4 separate regions of the Homo sapiens genome follow, and all the other regions are linked to region 2. A link is a loop called in an ENCODE intact Hi-C map of the cell type or tissue named here. Cell type or tissue: OCI-LY7. All regions are shown on one strand. Region 1 overlaps FOXO1 (forkhead box O1). Region 2 overlaps LOC107984569 (a long non-coding RNA gene). Region 3 overlaps LINC00598 (long intergenic non-protein coding RNA 598). Region 4 has its middle 6.4 kb from the start of MRPS31.

Evidence for each region. Peaks named below come from ENCODE experiments on the same cell type or tissue, not always from the same donor. Only the 100,000 strongest peaks of a DNase experiment are listed, where the experiment ranks them.
Region 1: it touches region 2 in a loop (3-fold over the local background); 6 of 110 quality-filtered maps call a loop at or near these places.
Region 3: a loop joins it to region 2, with 5 times the contacts of the local background. A loop is called at or near these places in 11 of 110 quality-filtered maps.
Region 4: it touches region 2 in a loop (7-fold over the local background); 12 of 110 quality-filtered maps call a loop at or near these places.

What each region holds. Positions count from the first base shown.
Region 1 is chr13:40,584,263-40,589,262 of GRCh38, reverse strand. All of the region lies in intron 1 of FOXO1 (forkhead box O1), which reads left to right. Among named protein-coding and RNA genes, the nearest start is that of FOXO1, 80 kb to the left of the region's middle. In OCI-LY7, CTCF peaks have their summits at 1,919 and 2,137; a DNase peak (open chromatin) is centred at 2,196; H3K4me3 peaks cover 3,002 bases; H3K27ac peaks cover 3,173 bases.
Region 2 is chr13:40,067,109-40,072,108 of GRCh38, reverse strand. LOC107984569 (a long non-coding RNA gene) reads left to right here. Exons shown (of 3, transcript XR_001749970.1): 3 at 1,303-1,424. Among named protein-coding and RNA genes, the nearest start is that of LINC00332, 110 kb to the left of the region's middle. In OCI-LY7, CTCF peaks have their summits at 2,506 and 2,717 (motif pointing left); DNase peaks (open chromatin) are centred at 1,568 and 2,718.
Region 3 is chr13:40,443,408-40,448,407 of GRCh38, reverse strand. All of the region lies in intron 6 of LINC00598 (long intergenic non-protein coding RNA 598), which reads left to right. Among named protein-coding and RNA genes, the nearest start is that of LINC00598, 35 kb to the left of the region's middle. RefSeq lists enhancers at 2,143-2,748, 2,558-2,857. In OCI-LY7, no CTCF peak of the experiment used is centred here; a DNase peak (open chromatin) is centred at 2,677; H3K27ac peaks cover 3,085 bases.
Region 4 is chr13:40,775,052-40,780,051 of GRCh38, reverse strand. No RefSeq gene overlaps it. Among named protein-coding and RNA genes, the nearest start is that of MRPS31, 6.4 kb to the right of the region's middle. RefSeq lists an enhancer at 2,756-2,805. In OCI-LY7, CTCF peaks have their summits at 939, 2,305 and 2,523; DNase peaks (open chromatin) are centred at 2,411, 2,671 and 3,141; H3K4me3 peaks cover 1,111 bases; H3K27ac peaks cover 1,810 bases.

The DNA.
Region 1 (5,000 bases), 520 kb before region 2:
GAGTTGTATTAAACTGTTTATGTGAATAGATAGTTACTTTTGAGATGTCTTTGAATGTAGAATATTCTTGCAGCCATTTCTTGATGGTCTGCCTTGACTGTCTTATGGACAGTTGGCATCAGTGACACTTTCATTTATTTACTTATTTATTTTTTTTTAGACAGAGTCTCGCTCTGTCGCCCAGGCTGGAATGCAGTCGTTCGATCTCAGGCTCACTGCAACCTCTGCCTGCTGGATTCAAGTGATTCTTGTGCCTCAGCCTCCAAAGTAGCCGGGATTACAGGCATGCACCACTATGCCTGGCTAATTTTTGCATTTTTAATAGAGATGGGGTTTTACCATGTTGGCCAGGCTGGTCTTGAACTCCTGACTTCCAGCAATCTGCCCACCTCGGCCTCCCAAAGTGCTGGGATTACAGGAGTGAGTCATCACTCCTGGTCAATCAGTGACACTTTTAAATCACTTGTGTCCTTGACTCTTTTTATGTTGTCTTTATGAGGGACAGGCCCTTTATTCTACCAAGGAGACCTCCATAGTTGCTCATTCTGAATTCTTTCAGGAAGATTTGGTTGAGGGTTGTTCATTAGGCTGGGGCCTCTGCCGGGGTGGGTTGAGATTAGATGGATAACAGGAAAATAATCATAGTGCTTCCCAGCCCCTGTAAGTGAGGGGTCTTCTTAGGATAACTTTTTGGCTTGGAGTAAATGTCCCCCCCAAAATCTTAAACTCAGTTTAAGGGTGAAAACTTAAATATAATTTGTTCCTGGACTTTGGGATTCTGTGAACATTTGTTTGCTTCTGTTAGTGATGGTTATGGAGGGTTTAACCGCCCACATTTTCACTACCTTTTTAGCCCAATAAATGGAAAAAGAAAAGGTAGGCAGGGAATTTTGTTCCACTTAAAACATCAGTTGGCCTGTTCGGATTCAGGTGACTCAAGGTTTGGTAATGAAGCTAGAGAAGTCTTGTGCAGATACACTCAAACTTCCTGACTGTGCAGTTCAGGGAATTGTAAGTAGAGCCTGAGCAAGGAACACCTTGATTGTTGGAGAGGAAAGGTGGAAGATGAGCACTCCCTAATCCTCCTCTACTCAGTTTCTTTAGGGTTAAATGGGCATTTATTTAAATGTAGGATTCTGCTTGCCTGAACTCCCAAGGTTCTGTTAATTGAATTGAATCCTTTCTATCCTGGGCTTCCTCCCGCACCATAGCAGATGTGAGGATATGGAGCATAATGCAGTAGTGCTCTGTACTCTGTGTTATGCAATTTGAAAAGTGCCGTTCTAGCCCGAAAATGTTAGTGCATTGACTCTCTTTCACATGAAAGGCCTTAAAGTTTACCCCTGGAAGTCAACCTAGGGTGGCACAGAGGCAGAGACCCATTACCACCATCAACCCTCTGGCCCTTTTAAAAGGTGGGGAGAGGCTACTGTGAACACTGAAGACAGCACTTTAGTTGGATGGACTTCATAATTAATGTCTCATTAAGTGAAGACTTCCGTTTCATTTGGCTTTCCAGACCATTCGGTAGAAATGCAGAGGAATGGAGGGAGAACAGTGCATCTCAGTTGGCAGGCAGGAAGAGCAGATGTGGAAGAAGCAACAAAGATTTTCTCCAAGCACTTGAGCCGTGCTTTAGGTATAGATGGACTGTCTTTGGGGCCATCCTAGTAATCAACATGGTTAATGGCAGCTTCTCTCTCTGTCCTTGAGTCTTTTAGCAAAAATAAGTTTTTATTTGACTCCTCAAGCAAGGGTACCCAGCCTTGGAGAGGAGATGAAATTAAGATAAATCTTTATTTTTTCTTATTTGTATTTGAAGGGGAAGTTTAAAACTAGTCATGTAAATAGCTGTTTGGCTTATCTGGACTTTCCAGTCATTTTTGTTTTCCTTCCTTTCACGGATAATCAATCTTTCACTATCTGTTCGTATTTGCTTCTTATTGTGGTCTCCTGCTCCGCCCTGCCCACTCCCACTTTTTTTTTTTTTTTTTTTACTTTGTTCTGAGCCCTTCTCAGGCAGAGGAGGTCAGGCAGGTACACGTGCCTTTGGGAAGAAGGTGGTGGAAAAATATGGAATAATGAGCCCTTCTGACTTTGGATTCAGCAATTTAACATTGGTGCAGTAGGTGGAGTTATTCTTGGAGTCCCAGTTTGAAGATTGCTGTGCAGAAACCCATCTGTGCTGCTGGTTGCCAACATTTCTGGTACAAATATTGTCATTTGCTCTTGAGGCAATCTGCTATTTCAGTCCTAGATGCAGTTTTGTAATATGCTGGGTAAAATAGCAGACAAAAAATATCTTAAGTGGTGGTATAATCTTCAGTTTAAAAACACTTTAGCAATGTTTCCAGTAGAGGATTGTTCAACGTGTCTCCTTTCCTTGGCTGTAAACATAATCTAAATTCATTTTTCCTCGTTTGCCTGAGCCACGGTTCCCTTGTGCTGACTTTGCATGTCAGTAACTTCCGTACCCATCAGAGAGGAAAGACAGAGGGGCAGTCTTGTGCAGGTAAAAGGTTTAAGTAGTAACATTTCCTTAAGATTGCACCCTGTAGAGGTTTAGCATTCCATGATCATTCTGTTGATAAGCAAATGAGAAATGAGTAACTTGCTCAAAAGTTACTTGGTTACAAAAATTGTCAAAACTGATACTACACACTATTTCCCATTTGGTACCTTTTATCCCTACACACTATTTCCCATTTGGTGCCTTTTATTCCAGACTGCAAGAGTCATATCTTCTGTGCAGGCTGCTGAACAGCTTCACAAGGGGGTGCCTCTGTTGCCTGTGAGGAGTAGGTGTTCTTGATGGGATTGGGGTCTCCCTGGAAACCCGGGGATGGGACTGTGCCACCATTTTATTGGGCTTTTGTTATTAAGCCCTTCTTAGAGAGAGAAAGCATATCCTGTAGGAAGTAGTATGTTTCCTTCTGTTTCTGTGGCTTTCTCAGTTTCTTCCCATCTTGATGCATAGTGAGAAATCCATTTTACAGTATGACTCAGTGCACATATGCACACAATGATAGAAGAGTTTTACAAAATAGTACTGTGCTTAGCCATTTATGTAAGACTGTTTTGTTATTATTTACAGAAATGCTAGCCACAATCCTCTCAATTGGTTTCACTATTTTATGGATTGTGATCCAGAGTTTTAGCCTGAGGGCTTTCCCACATTCTTTCAAGACCTTTGTGTCATGGCAGCAGCCTTGAAGTTAGGGGAAACAGGTAGATGAATCCATATATGGAGAATTGGCCATATATGGGAAATGAGGAGGGAGTTCACAGGTCAGTCACTTGAACACACAATGATTTGGGCTGAGCCAGTTTTTAAGTAGCCCCTCTCTGGATTGGTCTCAAACATGGAACTAGTTAAACTTACGTACTAAATCAAACAGACCCAAAAGACACCGTTTGTTTTTTAAGTCTTGCTGGCACAGACTAGCTAGGATAGGGTTTTTCATCCATCTGGACATCTTGTCGTTTAGCTTTTGTATACAACCCTTGAAAATGGGCAGCTGCTGGGTCCACTTTCCTGGATGAGGTTTCTTGCTTCTTTCTTTTGAGATTAACCTGAGTAGGGCTCACCTGAATCAATTATTTCCGCAGAAGCTTTCATCTCATGAAAGCGCATTCCACTTTTCATGTCTTCAGGGCAAATACGAATTGCACTTCCACCCTGAAGTCAGAACTGTAAAGGAATTTTAGGTGTTATCAATGTTTGATAAGAAGTGATTACCCTTTCTCTGCAGAGCTGGAACAGCTGAAGCTGGTGTGATCTGGCTGGGAGAAGGCTGTGCTCTGGAATAGTGTCCTTTCCACTGAGTCCCTGACTTGCCTGTTGGCATATGGAGCAGTAATCTTTTCAAAACTCCATTGTGAAGTTGGCTGTGTGTGTGTGTGTGTGTGTGTGTGTGTGCGCGCGCGCAGAGGAAATACTTACATACTAAAGGGGAAAGCGGGGGAGGAAAATTCCAGGAAATTGCAAGGTGAGGTTGACATTCCTTATTCTCTTAACTCTTGCTTCTGTTTTTCTTTCTGAAAAACAATGATGACTTAAAATTTGATCCCAGAACCAACTGGCTTTTTATCCGTAAGATTACAGTTGTGTTTTTTAGACATCCTTTCATAAATATCTAATGAATTGCCTTTTATTATTTGGTGTTAATGACCAAAAGTACCACTAACATAGTGTTTCTCATACTTGCCTGTCATATAAGATACTTGTTAAGAATATTCTGGGACTTCATCTTCCTCTTGTTAAATCAGAATCTACCTGGAATAACATAGTTACCTTATTTTCTTAGAATAGTAGAACTGAAAAGAATCTTACACATGAAAGTAGTTCAGGTGTTCCCAAACCTGGCTCCAGTACCATGACTGCTTTAATAGATTGCCAAGCTGCGCTTCATACCTAGTGAATCATAACATCCGAAGCTTCCTAGAAGAGTCGGACCATTAGACTGGAGGGATAACTACTCGCTTATTCGGTTGCCTTCAGGAAAGGGGAATTTATGTGCTTGGTTATTGGGCTGATTAATAGCAGGACAAGAAATCTTATTGTCTCTGTAGATTCATCCAAATAATATCCAAATATATATATAATGTTTGTTTGAGATGGGGTCTCACTTTGCCCCCCTGGCTGGAGTGCAGTGGCACAATCACAGCTCACTGCAGCCTCAACCTACCCGGGCTCAGGTGATCCTCCTACCTCAGCCTCCTGAATAGCTAGGACTATAGACACGTGCCACTGCATCTGGCTTTTTTTTTTTTTTTTTTTTTTTTTTTTTTTTGCATTTTTTGTGGAGATAGAATTTCTCCATGTTGCCCAGGCTGGTCTTGAACTCCTGGGCTCAAGCCATATGCCTACCTTGACCTCCCAAAGTGCTAGGATTACAGGTGTGAGCCACCATGCCCAGCCCCAAATAATATTTACATTTCAGGTACTGACTAGGTAGGTGAGTGGGGGCAGTTTTGAGATGGGTGAGCAAGGTCTCTCT
Region 2 (5,000 bases):
ATACAAGGAAGAATGAATTCCTGTTGCATTTGTTCTGTGATCCTTGTAATACAAAAATTACAGCAGAATTAATCCAGAACTATAGATACAAATTCAGGAAAGCATCAGCAAATTTAGCCCTTAGAATAGGGTTTGCAAATAGTATGTGTTCAACAAATATATGTTGATTGGGTGATTAAAAGAGTTCACCAATAGTTTGGTGAATGGTCAGGAAGTCTTGGAAAAGAGACATTTCATATTGCACTAAGTGTCCTACTCTGGAGAAAAATAACCAAGCATAGAGTTATGACAGCAGAGCTGGAGTCAATAGGACACTACAAATCTAAGAACTACAAATCAAAATGGTATTTTGGCCAACAGAGCAGGTTCTAGACACTTGCCACAGCACCAGGTGATGTGTATTCCAACCAGAAGGTTGTTATAAGGCATCTCTTGAATTAAGTTTTTCTTATTACTTGGACATTATGTCATATTCTGATAAAATAAAGTCATGATAACTCTGCTTTCCAAATGTATTTTCTTTTCACCTTCAAAAGCACACCTCCATCTTTATACATTGCCTTTTTGATTTGATCCCCAGAACCATAAGAAATAAAAATGTCTGTGATCTTTAAGGGGTGGGGCTGGAGGCTCGTGCATCTTCCTTGCACCTAGCAAAGTTACTGACACATAATGAGTCCTTAATAAACAACAAATTATAGCTAACATGGAGTGTTTACCGTGTAGCAGACACCGCTCTGAGTACTCACATATATTGGCACATTTCTTTAAGGAGTTCAGCATAATTGTGATGGGTGTGCAAGATTGCCACTTGCTAGCAGAGTGACCCTGGGCAAGTTACTGAAGCACTTTGGCCTCAGTTTCATAATCTGTAATATGGGAGTAATAACTGAGATAATTTCATAGGGTTGTTGCACAGATCATCTGAGTTAATATCTATCATGCCTTTGGAACAGTGCTGCATACATGATTGCTCAGTAAGTACTGGCTTGTGTTTGTATTTATCCTAAGATCACCTCTCAAGTCATTGGGGGAAATCAAGATTTGAACTCAGACTGCCTGGCTCAAGACCCTGTGTCTCTAATCACTATTTATTTTGAATGAGTTACTAAATAAGTGAAGAAATAACCCAAAGTCATACGGTCAGATAGTGACAGAATCCAGATCTCCTGTCCCTCACCCCACAATTCTAACACTAGACCCCTACTGAGTTGCCACAAGTGCACAGATCCAGGTTGTCTGGGAGGGAGGCAGGAAGTTGCTGCTGTACACATGGGTCTCACACTCCTCCTTCCTCCTCAGATTACACCTCCTTCCCAGGCTGCGGAGGCTGGTGGTGCCAGTGCACGCAGGTAGAAGCCAACATCTTCTCCATGGGAGCAGATTAATGGTAAAGGACTGTACTCTTCAACTCATGCAGAGAAAAATGAATGGACTGAGCAGAACAATAATAATAAGTGACATTTGAAGAGCACTTTCCAGTTGACAAAGCCCTTTCACATCCATTGTCTCACTTGACCACTGGAGCAACCCTGTGATGTAGGTTATTATTTCCGGTTTTGAAGATGAGGCAACCTGAACACAAGGATGTCACGTGACTTGTCCACGTTTGCAGGGTGGGCAAACCCTGGAGCCCAGGCTTGCACTGGAATCCCCTGACTCCAGATCCCAAGTTCCTTCCTTAACAAAATATTTGACTCAGTACACTGAGAGAACTTTGCCCCTGGCCTCAGAAAAAGTAGCTCATGGTATCTCCCAGTGTAGAGTCTGATCTGCTTAGGAAAGTAAGTTTGAACCTTCCTGAAGGCAGAGGTATGGACGAGATGACCCAGACCTCATCTAAAGCCAGGCAGCTTTGTGATTCCCTTCCAGGATTTTATGAAAGAAATAAAATTATTCACTTGGAATGTTTGCTACCAGAAATGTCAGAGAAGCTGTAAAGGGCCATTTATTTGGGACCTTCTAACCATGTGTTATGGTAGAAAATTTGAGAGAAGGAACAGGCCATTAGGAAAATTATTTTATTCACTTCAACTATTATTGTCTTGTTCTGATAATATTCTATTTGAAAACTTGCATTCATAGCACTCTTTCACATAAAATCGTGTTCTCTGGGTCCTTCCCACCTCATCATGCTTCTTTCTCTCACATGTATAGAGATTGTTTTTCATTTTGAACCCAGTTGCTTCCTCTTTGATGCTGTAGAAAATCACCCTTCTGGGCGTGTGGCATAATGACTTCCATGGCAATGGGCTGAAGTTACAGACAAGCCATTACGTGAGCACGACAGGCTGAGCAGAGAGACCAGAGCCAGTTCTTTTAAAACTGCTGTCCTTGATAATAGCAGGACAGAGGTAGAAAATTACTGGCATTATAAATTGCTTTTTCGATAAAGGTTTTGACTCTGTCTTTTAAAAAGCTGTGCCACACGGGGAAAATCTCTCTGCATTTTTAATTGTAGATAATTTTGTGTAAGAAAAACCTCCCCATGAAAATGGTCTAATGAAATGTGCTTCGTTTGACTTTGGCAAAGCTCCATGTCATTCTAAACGAGTGCATAAAAACAGACACAAACAATATTTGCTATTACCTAAAAGTGTAAGAGATAATTTACATCAAAAGCAAAAGAGGAGATTGAGAATTGGAGAGTGGTCCCTAAAGCAGAGCTCCCACTTCTACACGCACGCATAAAAGAGCAGGAATAAAGGAAGTGTGGTGTACTGCCACCCAGCGGTGAGTCAGGGAAGACTGAGGACTACCATGACCCCTCAGTGTCCAGAGCCCAACCTAGGTAGACAAAAACCAGGGCAAAAAGAAACAAGGCCCCAGTCCTGCTAAAGGAGAAGACATGTTCTAAAGTTTATGCTTTACTCAAAGAATGCCATCTCAGAATCTTGTTAATGCTTATCTTAGGCATAATTCTAACATGCATAACTTTCAAACCCATCAGGAGATCGAAACCATCCTGGCCAACATGGTGAAAACCGGTCTCTACTAAAAATACAAAAATTAGCTGGGCATGGTGGCGCGTGCCTGTAGTCCCAGCTACCCAGGAGGCTGAGGCAGGAGAATCGCTTGAATCCGGGAGGCGGAGGCTGTAGTGAGCCAAGATCACACCACTGCAGTCCAGCCTGGGCAACAGAGTGAGACTCCATCTAAAAAAAAAAAAAAAAAAAAAAAAAAAGAAGAAGCAAGTAAATAGAATGGAAAGAGGAAAGGAAGGCCTATTGCATGTAGGCTTCTCTGTGTAAGCAGTACGGTGCATCCCGTAGAGGACAATGGTGGACTCCTTAGAGTCAAGTGTCTCTGTGCCTTTTACTAGCTGGGGAACTTGCTCAAGTCATATCACCTCATTGTACTTCATTTTCCTCATCTGAAAAATTAGCATGATAATTGTACTACCTACCTCATAGAACTGTTTTTGAGGATTAAAGAAGAAATTCGTAGAAATAGGGCAGTTCCTGATACTTAGTATGCATTCAGTGTCAGCCATGAGCATTTTAGAAATATAGAAGCTCAAATCCATTAAGGACTAAATCCTGGTTGTTATTTAAATTATTCATTTGTTCATTCAATTCACATTTATTAAGCACATATTATGAGCCAGGTAATGAATAGCCGCTGTGTAAATAAATATCAATAAGCGACTGCCCTTCCCATCTAGGAACTCAGACATGCAAGCAAAATTTACATCAATGGTGGGAAGTGCTGGAGGAGCATTTACGTGGGAACACAGACCCTATCCCTGGAGAGGTCAGGATGGCTTCCTAGGGGTGACGTTCAAGGGGGTGCATGGGAGGTGAGGAGGGGGAGTGCATTCCAGAGGAGGATGCAACATGTTTAAACAAAGGCTCAGATGGAGGGAGAGCTGGTGATTTTGCTCCTCAGGGTGTAAGGGGTTCTGAGAGGGGAGTTGAGGCTGAAGAGGCAGGCGGGGCCAGTGCTGGAAGGCCCTTGCCTGTGCAGCTAAATCCTTAGGTTTGCTCCACGGTGTTCAAACTTCTTCAGCATTACATATATTTTTCCCCAACAAAATCTCATGGAAAACTCCAGCATATGAAAAAAAAATAAAAGCAGCATTTTGTTAACAGACATTTAGTTTGTAAGTTCAAATTTATGACGGTTACAGAATGAATCAATAAGATCAATAAAGAAGTATTAATTAATACAACATTTTGGGCATATGTGTGACAAACCCAACTTCCATTTTATATATATGTATATATTTATATATATTTCTAATTATATACTATTGAGAATATTCTGATTCACTCTGAGAACTAGTTGCAAAAAGTAGTTTTTAAAAGAAAAAAAAAAAACTCAGTTTGCAATCTCTAAATGCCCTTAACTGTTCTGGAAGTTTAAAAGGGCAATAGTAAGACATTTTTACTTTAAATTTGAATTATCATCTATCAACGTCTTACATTTCTTATCATAAATAGAAAAGTCAGATGAGAAGCACCATAATCTTAAAACCATAACACATCATTATCGACGTGTGGCCTGGTTCCTGCCCACTTGTCATAGTCTGGCTGTTAGCTAGGATGAGACTGTGTACTGAGATATTACACCCAAGCCTTACCTGGCCTATGAGTGAGGAAAGCGTCTTAGTCTGTTTATGCTGCTGTGACAAAATACCTAAGACTGGGTAATTTTCACAGTTTTGGAGCCTTGGAAGTCCAATAAAGGTGCCAGTGGGCTCAGTGTCTGGTGAGGGCTCGGTCACTGCTTCTAAGATGGTGCCTTGTTACTGCGTCCTCTGGAGGGAAAAAATACTGTGTCCTCACATGGTGGAAGGTGAAAGGGTTAAAAACAAACAAACAAACAAACAAACAAACAACAAAAAAACCCTAGCTAGTTCCCTTCAGCACTTTTGTAAGATTGCTAATCTCATTCATGAGGTCTCTATACTCATGACTTAATCACCTCCGAAAAGCCCTACCTTTGAATATCATAACATTGGGGTTGAAGTTCCAACATGAGAGTTTTGGAGAAGACAC
Region 3 (5,000 bases), 380 kb before region 2:
GGATTGGGAGAAACCTCAAATAACGAGGCAGACTGTTCCAGGAATCTATGTGGACTGAATGTACTGACATCACCTCTATTCATTTGCTAGGGCTGCAGTAACAAAGTACAGTCGACCCCCCTTATCCATGGCTTTGCTTTCTTCAGTTTCAGCTACCCATGGTCAACTGTGGTCTGAAAATATTAATAGGGAAATTCCAGAAATAAACAATAAGTTTTAAATCATGTGCTACTCTCAGTAGCATGATGAAATAAATATCTTGCTGTCTCACCCCATCCAGCCTGGGACCGAATCCTCCCTTTGTCTTGTGAATCCAAGCTGTAGGCACTACCTGCCTGTGAGACGCTTAGAGGCTGGCTCTGTTATCAGATAGCCTGGCAGTATCACAGTGCTTGTGTTCAAGTCACCCTTATTTTACTTAATAATGGCCCTGATCTGCCAAAGGGAAGCCGTAAGGTGATTCCTTTAAGTGAAAAGGTGAAAGTTCTTGACTTAATAAGGAAAGAAACAAATAGTATGCTGAGGTTGCTAAGATCTATGGTAAGAACCAATCTTCTATTTGTGAAACGATAAAGATGGAAAAAGAAATTCAAGCTAGTTTTCGTGTCTCCCCTTGAACTGCAAAAATTACAGCCACAGTGCACGATAACTTTTATTACAGTATATTGTTCTATTTTATTGATATTGTTGTTAATCTCTTACTGCATGTAATTAATAAACTAAACTTTATAGATATGTATGTACAGGAAAAACATAGTATCTATAGGGTGTGGTACTAGCTGCAGTTTTAGGTATCCACTGGAGTTCTTGGAATGTATCCCTCTGGAAATTGATTGTTCCACAGTTCTGGAGGCTGGAAGTCCAGGATGAAGGTGTCGGCAGGGTTCCTTCCTTCCTTTCTTCTTTCCTTCCTTCCTTCCTTACTTCTTCCCTCCCTCGCTCCCTTACTTCTTCCCTCCCTCCCTCCCTTCTTTCTCCCTTTTTCTTTCTTTCTTTTTCTTTCTTTCTTTCTTTCTTTCTCTTTCTTTCTTTCTTTCCTTTCTTTCTTCCTTTCTTTCTTTCTCTCTTTCTTTTCTTTCTTTCTCTCTCTTTTTCTTTCTCTCTTTCTCCTTTCTTTCTTTCTTTCTTTCTTTCTTTCTTTCTTTCTTTCTTTCTTTCTTTCTTTCTGTCTTCTTCTTCTTTCTCTTTCTTGACGGAGTCTCACTTCATCAAGTCACTCTGTCACTCAGTTGCCCAGGCTGGAGGGCAGTGGCATGATTTTGGCTCCCTGCAACCTCTTTCTCCTGGGTTCAACTGATTCTCCTGCCTCAGCCTCCCAAGTAGCTGGGATTACAGGTATGCACCACCACACCTGACTAATTTTTGTATTTTTAGTAGAGACGGGGTTCCACCATGTGGGCCAGGCTGCTCTTGAACTCCTGACCTCAAGTGCTTCACCCACCTCAGCCTCCCAAAGTGCTAGGATTACAGGCATGAGCCACCACACCCTGCCAGGGTTGGTTTCTTCTAAGGGCTGTGAGGAAGAATCGGTTCCATGCCTCTTTCCCAGCTCCTGGGGATTTGCTGCAATTTTTGGCATTTCTTGGCTTGTAGATCTCTGCCCTCATCTTCACAGGATGTTCTCCCTGTGTTTCCAAATTTCCCTTTTTTATAAGGACACTGGTCATATTGGACTAGGTCCTACCCTAATGATTTCCTCTGTAAAGATCTTATCTCCAAATAAGATCACATTCTGAGGTACTGGGAGATAGTACTCCATCCAGCATATGTTTTTGGCGGGGACACACTTCAACCCATAACGTCACCACTCATGAATGCCCTGGAATGTCTGTGTTACATGTGCTCACAAAAGTTTGTTTGGTTTTTCTCTTCTCTTCCATTATGTAGAATACCCTAAGGTATTTGAATTACCCACTGTTCCTCTTAGATCATTCCCTCCCAGCTGATGGAGGAACTTGGGAAAAGCTGCCAACCAACTCAATATTTTGCCTCCCTTAACTGGGAGATCACATTACTATGGGCAAAGTGCTCTTCATGCAAATCTCCATGGGTTTGAGGAAGAGGTCTGTGAATTCCAAATATTCAAGAGGGCACTGGGCAAGTGGCCCTACCTTTTTTCTTTCTTTCTTTCTTTCTTTCTTTCTTTCTTTCTTTCTTTCTTTCTTTCTTTCTTTCTTTCTTTCTTTCTCTTTTTTTTTTTTTCTGAGACGGAGTTTTGTTCTGTCACCCAGGCTGGAGTGCAGTGGCGTGATCTTGGCTCACTGCAACCTCAGTTTCTGGGTTCAAGTGATTCTCCTGCTTAAGCCTCCCCAGTAGCTGGGATTACAGGCACCCACCACCATGCCCGGCTAATTTTTTATTTTATTTTTAGTAGAGACGGGGTTTCACCATGATGGCCAGGCTGGTCTCAAACTCCTGACCTCAGGTGATCCACCAGCCTTGGCCTCCCAAGTGGCCCTGCCTTTTTAAAATAAAAATATAAATATAGGCTTTATTTCCTCTTTGGAACGCTCTAATCAAAACAAACTGGGCCACGCATGGTCACAATAACAGGTGGCTCGGGAGGTCCCTTGTGGCTTGCTGGCTGCAGACCTGGCCTCGTAGAGCCCGGGAGGGAGTGACATTGGCCCCTCATGCAGCGGGGCAGCCAAGCGTGCCTGCAGCTGGCCGAGGCCAGCTCTTGACTCACAGAATGACTAACAACGGGGAAGCGTAGACAATGGCGAGAACAATGTGGGAGAGTTGTTGCTGGAAGGAAGTGAGACTTGTCAGGGCTTCCCCCCAGCTGCTCACAAGGTAGTGCTTGGTGAAGCATGCCTTTCTCCTCAAAGTCTAAACAGGATCAGTGAAAACGTAACCAGCCCTCATGAGCCTGTAATCTGGGATTACAGGTGTGAGCCACTGCACATGGCCTGCCCCACAGCTTCTATGATGAGCCCCTCACCCCGTTTATACCACTTAAGTCTTCTCCTGGCCAGAGGTGATGCCCACACTGGGCCAGGCTGGGTCCAAGTGTGGAGTCAGGTCATCTTTCCCGGAGGGATTTACACAGAAGAGCAGGGGTCACACCCAGGGACACTGGGATGGGACGTCTGGCCCAGAAGTGGCTTCTGAACTCAATGCCCCGTGGTCTCTGTCACTTGAAGTTCTGCAACTCTAAATCTCTATTTTTATATATTTCATTGATTAAAGGCAAGAAACACTTAACTTTTGTTGAGTTTGAATAGAAGTAACTGCCCTTATATTTAACAGTGAGTAAATGTACAACGTTCCTTTTGAAATGAGGTCTTCTCCATCCCACTCGATTTCCCATATGGGAGTGTTGAAGGAATCTAGAATTCACTGTCTTCACAGTCCCCTTCACCTTGCTCAGAATCTATGTTGAAATTTTTAAAGTCCATTTTCTGTGCTGATTAAACTTTCACATGTTAGCCTTTGAGGCAGATATGGCATTTTGGTAATGTGGTATACAGATTACTGAATAATTACATAAGCTCTGGACAGCCACATTTCCTAACATGCATGTGCCTCTTCTCACGGGGCCCAGGACAATACTTCCAACTAAACAATTCCAAGAAGTTTTATTCAAATAACACTCTCTCTGAAGAATTTCTCCTGTTTAATGGGAGCTAGGGGATATAATTAACTTGAACACTTGATTTGGAATAAGACAGTAGAGATTTTAGAAATTGAGGGATTTGAAATATCAAACTCACTCCTAGGATTTAGACCCAGACAAGAAAAAGCTTAAAAATAAAAACAACATTACAATTATTAAATTTATAGTCCAAATTTAGATATGTGTAATGAATAGTCACTTTTTTTCTTCTTATCTGGAGGCTGAACAATCCCGAGCTGGGATTTTTTTTTTCTTTAATATGAAAGAAAAGAAAAATTAGTGTCTGGGAATGAAGGGTACTTATGACCTTTCTCCAGCCTCCTGGAGTGATGTTTGGGGACCTTTGCTGAAGTAAGTAGAGTTATTCATGTTGAAGACAGCTCGAGAATGAAGCACACAATTACACGGGGAGAAGAGATAAGAGAAAAGAGATCCATTTATTATTAGAGTCAACCTTTAGAGAGTTGTTGTGCTTTTTGAATGAACTTATCAGTGACAAAAAGTTAAAGTGTAGAAGCAGAAGGCATTTATTCAGATGGTATCTTTCACATCGTGAAATAATGTTATAAAACACAGAGGGCTTGGGCCTGGGAATTTCTGAGCCTGTGTCAAGGTTTAATTATTGGATTTTTATCAAAAATCTGCTTTTTTCCTGATGGTTTCAGGCTTCAACTAATGAGAGATTATTTAAACGTGCTCTCACTGAGGGTGCCAAAAGCAAAATTTTCAGCTGGTTCTAAAACCATCTTTGAACGTGAACATGGTCCTACGGCAGCTACTTGGTTTGAAGTCCCTCCTTTCCAAGTGACAGCATTCACACAGCATTTACTGTGGACAGTTCCCTCTGCTTGGGGTACATCTATGCAAATGTGTGAGACTCCCTGGGCTGTGCCACCTTCCATAAACAGTCCCTGCTCACCCTTCCCCTGCAAGCACATCATTGGAAGTCACCAGATAACCAGAGGCCGACAAAGAGACAAAAGGCCTACCCTGACTGCAGCACTAGGTCCCTTGCTTATCCTACTCCTTCAACCAGGAACAGCACAGCCCCTTTCTTGGCATATGTTTTTTACTTTCATGAAACTGGCCCTAAATGATACACCAGGCACCCACTTGGGTTCAACTTCATGGTTCTCAGTAGAAGTGGAAAATATGAGGGGCTGTGTTCACGTCAGTTAATTCTGTGATGGGTGCTGTGAACTGGGTTTGTCCTCAGGGAATCAGGAAAGTGGCCACCCAATTCAAGTATCTTTTAACAAGATATATAGGCCTTCCAAGATCTCTAAGACATTCTAAGATCTATAGCACATTCTAACATTTTAAAGCACAAGGTTCTAGAAATGTAAGAAAGGAACTGTCTGAGAATATATAGAGAAATACC
Region 4 (5,000 bases), 710 kb before region 2:
GGAATAAGAGGAAAGATCAGGTTCTGCCAGGTGACGCTCTAAGTACTCCCTGCTCCATGCCGCTGCTTCTCAGCTTCATGTGATTGCACCTTTGAGGACTTCCATGGGCCACATTCTAACCTTCTTATTTTATTTTATTAATTAATTTATTTCTAGAGACAAGGTCTCGCTCTCTTGCCCAGGCTGGAGTGCAGTGGCTTGATCATAGCTCACTGCAGCCTCGAGCTCTCAGGTTCAAATGATCCTCCTGCCTCAGCCTCCTAAGTAGCTGAAACTATAGGCATGTGCCACCACACCTGGCCAATTTTTAAATTATTTTGTTGGTGTGTTTGTTTGTAGAGAAGGGGGGGGGGTCCTCATTTTGTTGACCAGGCCGGTCTCGAACTCCTGGCCTCAAATGATCCTCCCATCTCAGCCTCCCAAAGTGCTGAGATTACAGGTATGAGCCACTGTGCCCAGCCCTAACCCTCTTATTTACAATAGTATTCTTTTCGTCACTGTGCCTAAAGTTGTAAAACATGGCCAACTCCCAAATGCACCATCATTCAAAGTATTTTGCCAACCTCTCTGTTCCAATTAAGCACTGGAAATTTGGAGATGAAAAGCCACACCTCATTCCATTCACTAAGAATCACAGAGCCAGGCACAAGGAGCTGGGAGCAGCAGTGCATGGGCACCCAGAGCACCAGGAAAGGGTCTGGAGGGGGCAAGAGCTGAGCCTTGAAGCAGGAGGAGGAGTTAGGCAGGGCAGAAGGAGGGAACACACCATAAGATTGCAAGGAGGTGGGGAAGCCATGACCATGTCCCGTGTCCGGGAGCTACAGGGGCTCTGGTCAGGGTAGGAGGAGAAGTAACAGGAAGGAGACTAGCAAAGGAGGTGGGGCTGATCTCGTGGGGTCTCACAGGCCCTGCTAAGAGAGTGTAGAGTTTCTTTAGAAGATGGTAGAGGGAGCTGCTGAGTGATGCAGACATCATGATGTGAACGTGGCTGTGTGGTGGAGGTTGACAGCATGGACTCTGGGTCGACTGACCAGTCCCCAAAAGCTGGCTCTCCCACCTGATGACTTTGCGATGGTAAGAAGCTCCTGTAAGCCTCAAATTTCTCATCTTAAAAAGAGAAGAATGGGCCGGATGCAATGGCTCACACCTGTAATCCCAGCACTTTGGGAGGCTGAGGCAGGTGGATCTCTTGAGGTCAGGAGTACGAGACCAGCCTGGCCAATATGGTGAAACCCCCGTCTCTACTAAAAATACAAAAAAAAATTAGCCGGGTGTGGTGGCGCACACCTATAGTACCAGCTACTCTGGAGGCTGAGGCAGAAGAATCGCTTGAACCCAGGAGGTCGAGGTTGCAGTGAGCCGAGATTGTGCCACTGCCCTCCAACCTGGGCAAAAGAGTCAGACTCCGTCTTAAAAAAAAAAAAAAAAAAAAGGGAGAATGGTGTTACTTGCCTCAGAAAAATTTGTGAAGATGAGACAATACATATAAAGCACTTATAGCCTCTAGTACTTAGTAAGTGGTCAACAAATGCTAACTATTGTTGTTACTGATCATTTGAATAATAATGATGTATATAATTTGCCTCATTTTTTATAGTTGTGATAATGGAATGAATTAACTTTGTCACGGCAAAAGAAGTTTAAAATGTTAGTTGTGTATCCTGATAGAAAATATAAACTTAAAAATCAATTTTTTTTAGAGATGGGAGTCTTGCTATGTTGCTCAGGCTGGTGTTGAACTCCTGGCATCAAGGTATCCTCTTGCTACAGCCATTGTGCCTGGCTAATATAAACATTTGTTTATTCATTCCACAAATATTGATTGACCATGAAGGATGTACCAGTCACAGTTCTAGGCTCTTGGGATAAAGTAGTGAACAAGGCTGACAGAGGTCCCTGCTCTCCCAGAGCTTACATTCTAGCCGGGAGGCTGATGATGAAAAAGGAAACCATGTAATTCACAAGGCCTGTAAATTCCACTAGGATAGAGAACGTGTTGTATTTGTACCTTGATCTATCTCAACTGCATAAGACAGGGCATATGATCAGGCACTCAAGGAATGTGTTGAATGAATGGAAGATTATTTCAGATAGTGCTGCATGCAGGAAGACAAGGAAACAGCATGACATGACAGAGTGGGAAGGTTGGCTTGGCTAGATGTGGTGCACTCCTGAGAAAGCCCTGCTGAGCTAAAGTGGATGATGTGAAGGAACCAATCGTGGGACAGTCTTTAGAATGGCTATTCCAGGCCAAAGAAGATTCCGTGCCTAAGCTGAAGGCCCGGAGGCAGGGCTGTGCTAGACCTGCACAAAGAAAGATGGAAAGGAATGAATGGACCCCACAGCACAGGGACCAATCATTTGTGGGTGTTTGGCAGACCTGTCTTTTATCTAATAGGAGACTGTTTTTGCCTCCAGAGGGCACTTGAACATAACAAATACATCTAAGGGCCAGCTTGGGTTAGCCCTTAGAGAAGCAGTTTCCCGAAGGCATAACTTGAGAGGGCCAGGAATGCAAAAAGAAAATAATCTCAGACGAAGCCTTTGCTTATTGAAATTTGCAAGCACCTCTTTTAAAAATTAAATTTTCTTGAGATAGTTAGTACAATAAGCTAGCAATGTGGGTTTTCGTACATTAGTGTTAGTTGAATAATATAGCCCTCCCCCTGGTGGACAGATGACAGAGAAGTTTGGCAGGTAGGAGAGGGGACGAAAGGCTAATATAGAGAGGTCTTGGCAAGGGTGTCAGGCCTGGGTGAGACCCAAAGCAAGGAGGCTCTGAGAAGCTAAAAGGCAACATAGAGACAGGCCAAGGGACAGGAGAGAATGAGTACAAGAAGTCAAGAGGATGGGCGGGGGGAACCAGAGTACTTTGATGTACTTTAGAAATTGACCTGAGGACAGTTCTGCCTGGTCATATCTCTGTCATCTCCAAAAATTATGTGCTAAGCACAGTTTCAGCATAGTTCTATGTCATATGCTGTGCCATACACATTAGTGTGACATGATCCTGGTCTTCCATGCACTTAAAATCCAAAGCAACTTTAAACATGAATATACTAAGAATGAGTCATCTTACGTAGAGGGGAAAGACAAGTATCTAGACAATCTAATTTGAAGGGCACGCAACCACTTCCTCTTCCGTCCCATCTCCCGTAAGTTCTGCTGCTGCGGGCCTCTCCGTGCCCCTCCCCCTTACTTTGTCCTTCGGTTTTGGGCACTAAAGACCTTGTGAAGGAGGTAATGGGCTCTAGGAGACTCATCCATCTGGGTGCAACCTCTCTGGGCCCCCACAGCCCAGGCACCTGTTGCATTACATATCTTGTTCTATTACCTGCTCCACATCTGTGATCCCTGCTGGATCAGCAGCCCCTTGAAGCAGGGAGCAAGTCATACTCATCTGTGTATTCCAAGGGGACTAAAGCTACATTTTTCACACAATGTTATACATTTACACTAATATCATCTATCTATATATTATATAAACATGCATGCATGTTCATCTATTGCTTTTTTTTTTTTTTCGAGACAGGATCTTGCTCTGTCACCCAGGCCCGAGTGCAGTGATATGATCACAACTCACTGCAGCCTCCGCCTCCTGGGTGCAAGCAATCCTCCCACCTCAGCCTCCCAAGTAGTTACGACTGCAAGTGCACGCCACCATACCCAGCTAACTTTTTTTGGTATGTTTCGTGGAGATGGGGTTTCCCCATGTTGCCCAGCTGGTCTCTAACTCCTGGGCTCAAGCAATCCACTTGCCTCAGCCTCTTAAAATGTTGTTTTAGGCTGTGTTTGATACTGTAGTTCGATCTGGTTTTTAAGATAGACCAGCTGGAGATATGTATATATATGTGTGTTCCAGAAAGAAAGAAAAAAAGTCTCAACTTGGAAGATGCAGAGACAAAAAAGCTCTTAATCCACCTAGGAAAAAAGATGGGAAATACCACATCCAGTGTAGTACCACACACATCATCCATCACCCAAATCAGGAAGCCTCATGATGAGTTACGTCCCCAGTGAGCCCATCCAGCCTCATTTTCTCCTTCTTTTTGTGACTTCAGCTAGTACACCGCCTTTGGAAAGATGTTCATAATCCGTTAATACTTTTGCTAGTGGAGCCACAAGTAAATTGAAGTAGGTAGCTGAAACTGCTGGACAACTGGGTTTATTCTGCAGGCTTATTTCACAAAGAGCAAACCTCAGAAGACTGGGGCCATTGCTGACCTGGCTAGTTGGATTTTCAAATATTGACCATTCCTGGACTCCTTGCTACAGGGTTTCATACATCTGCTGTGACATCGGACTGATCTTGTTGGATAATTCTGATGTCAATGAGAAAATTAAATGAGATAAGAATGTAAATGGTTTAGTATGCAACGATGGCAGTTAGTGGTATTATTATTCTCATTACCATATTGGGCATGTTTATGCTGCCTCCTGATTTTATTGGAAAAAGTCTTACATGCATTTTTACACAGAGGCATTGAAAGTTAATTCAGAGTTGATTTTAGGGAAAAGGATTACTTTGGACATAAAATATACAGATTTATAGACATATTCATTGGGAAATGAAGTTACATATATGGGCAATTCTAGTGACTGAAAAGCAATTAATAGAATCAATTACATTTGATTGCCTATCAAGTGCATAGACTAAGTATGATGGAAAATGGCATAAAACAAACAGCAGAATATGATACATCTTACTGCACAAGCAAAGTAGCCACAGAGCCTGTAAACCTCACTTGTGCTATGACATTCGTGTTCTGCCATCCTGCCACTTGGGAGAAGGGGCTCATTGTTTTTACCCTTTTGTGACCCACTAGCATGAACTAGTGGCTAGTTTATGCAGATTGGTAGAATAGTTTAAATTGTTCTGAATCTTTCTAGATGTATTATTTACTCACTTAGATCTTTCCAAGACGTATTATTTACTAGCTTTAAAGTGTTTCTAAGAATTAGTATAGTAATTAAGCTTAGAAATGAATCTGGGATACATT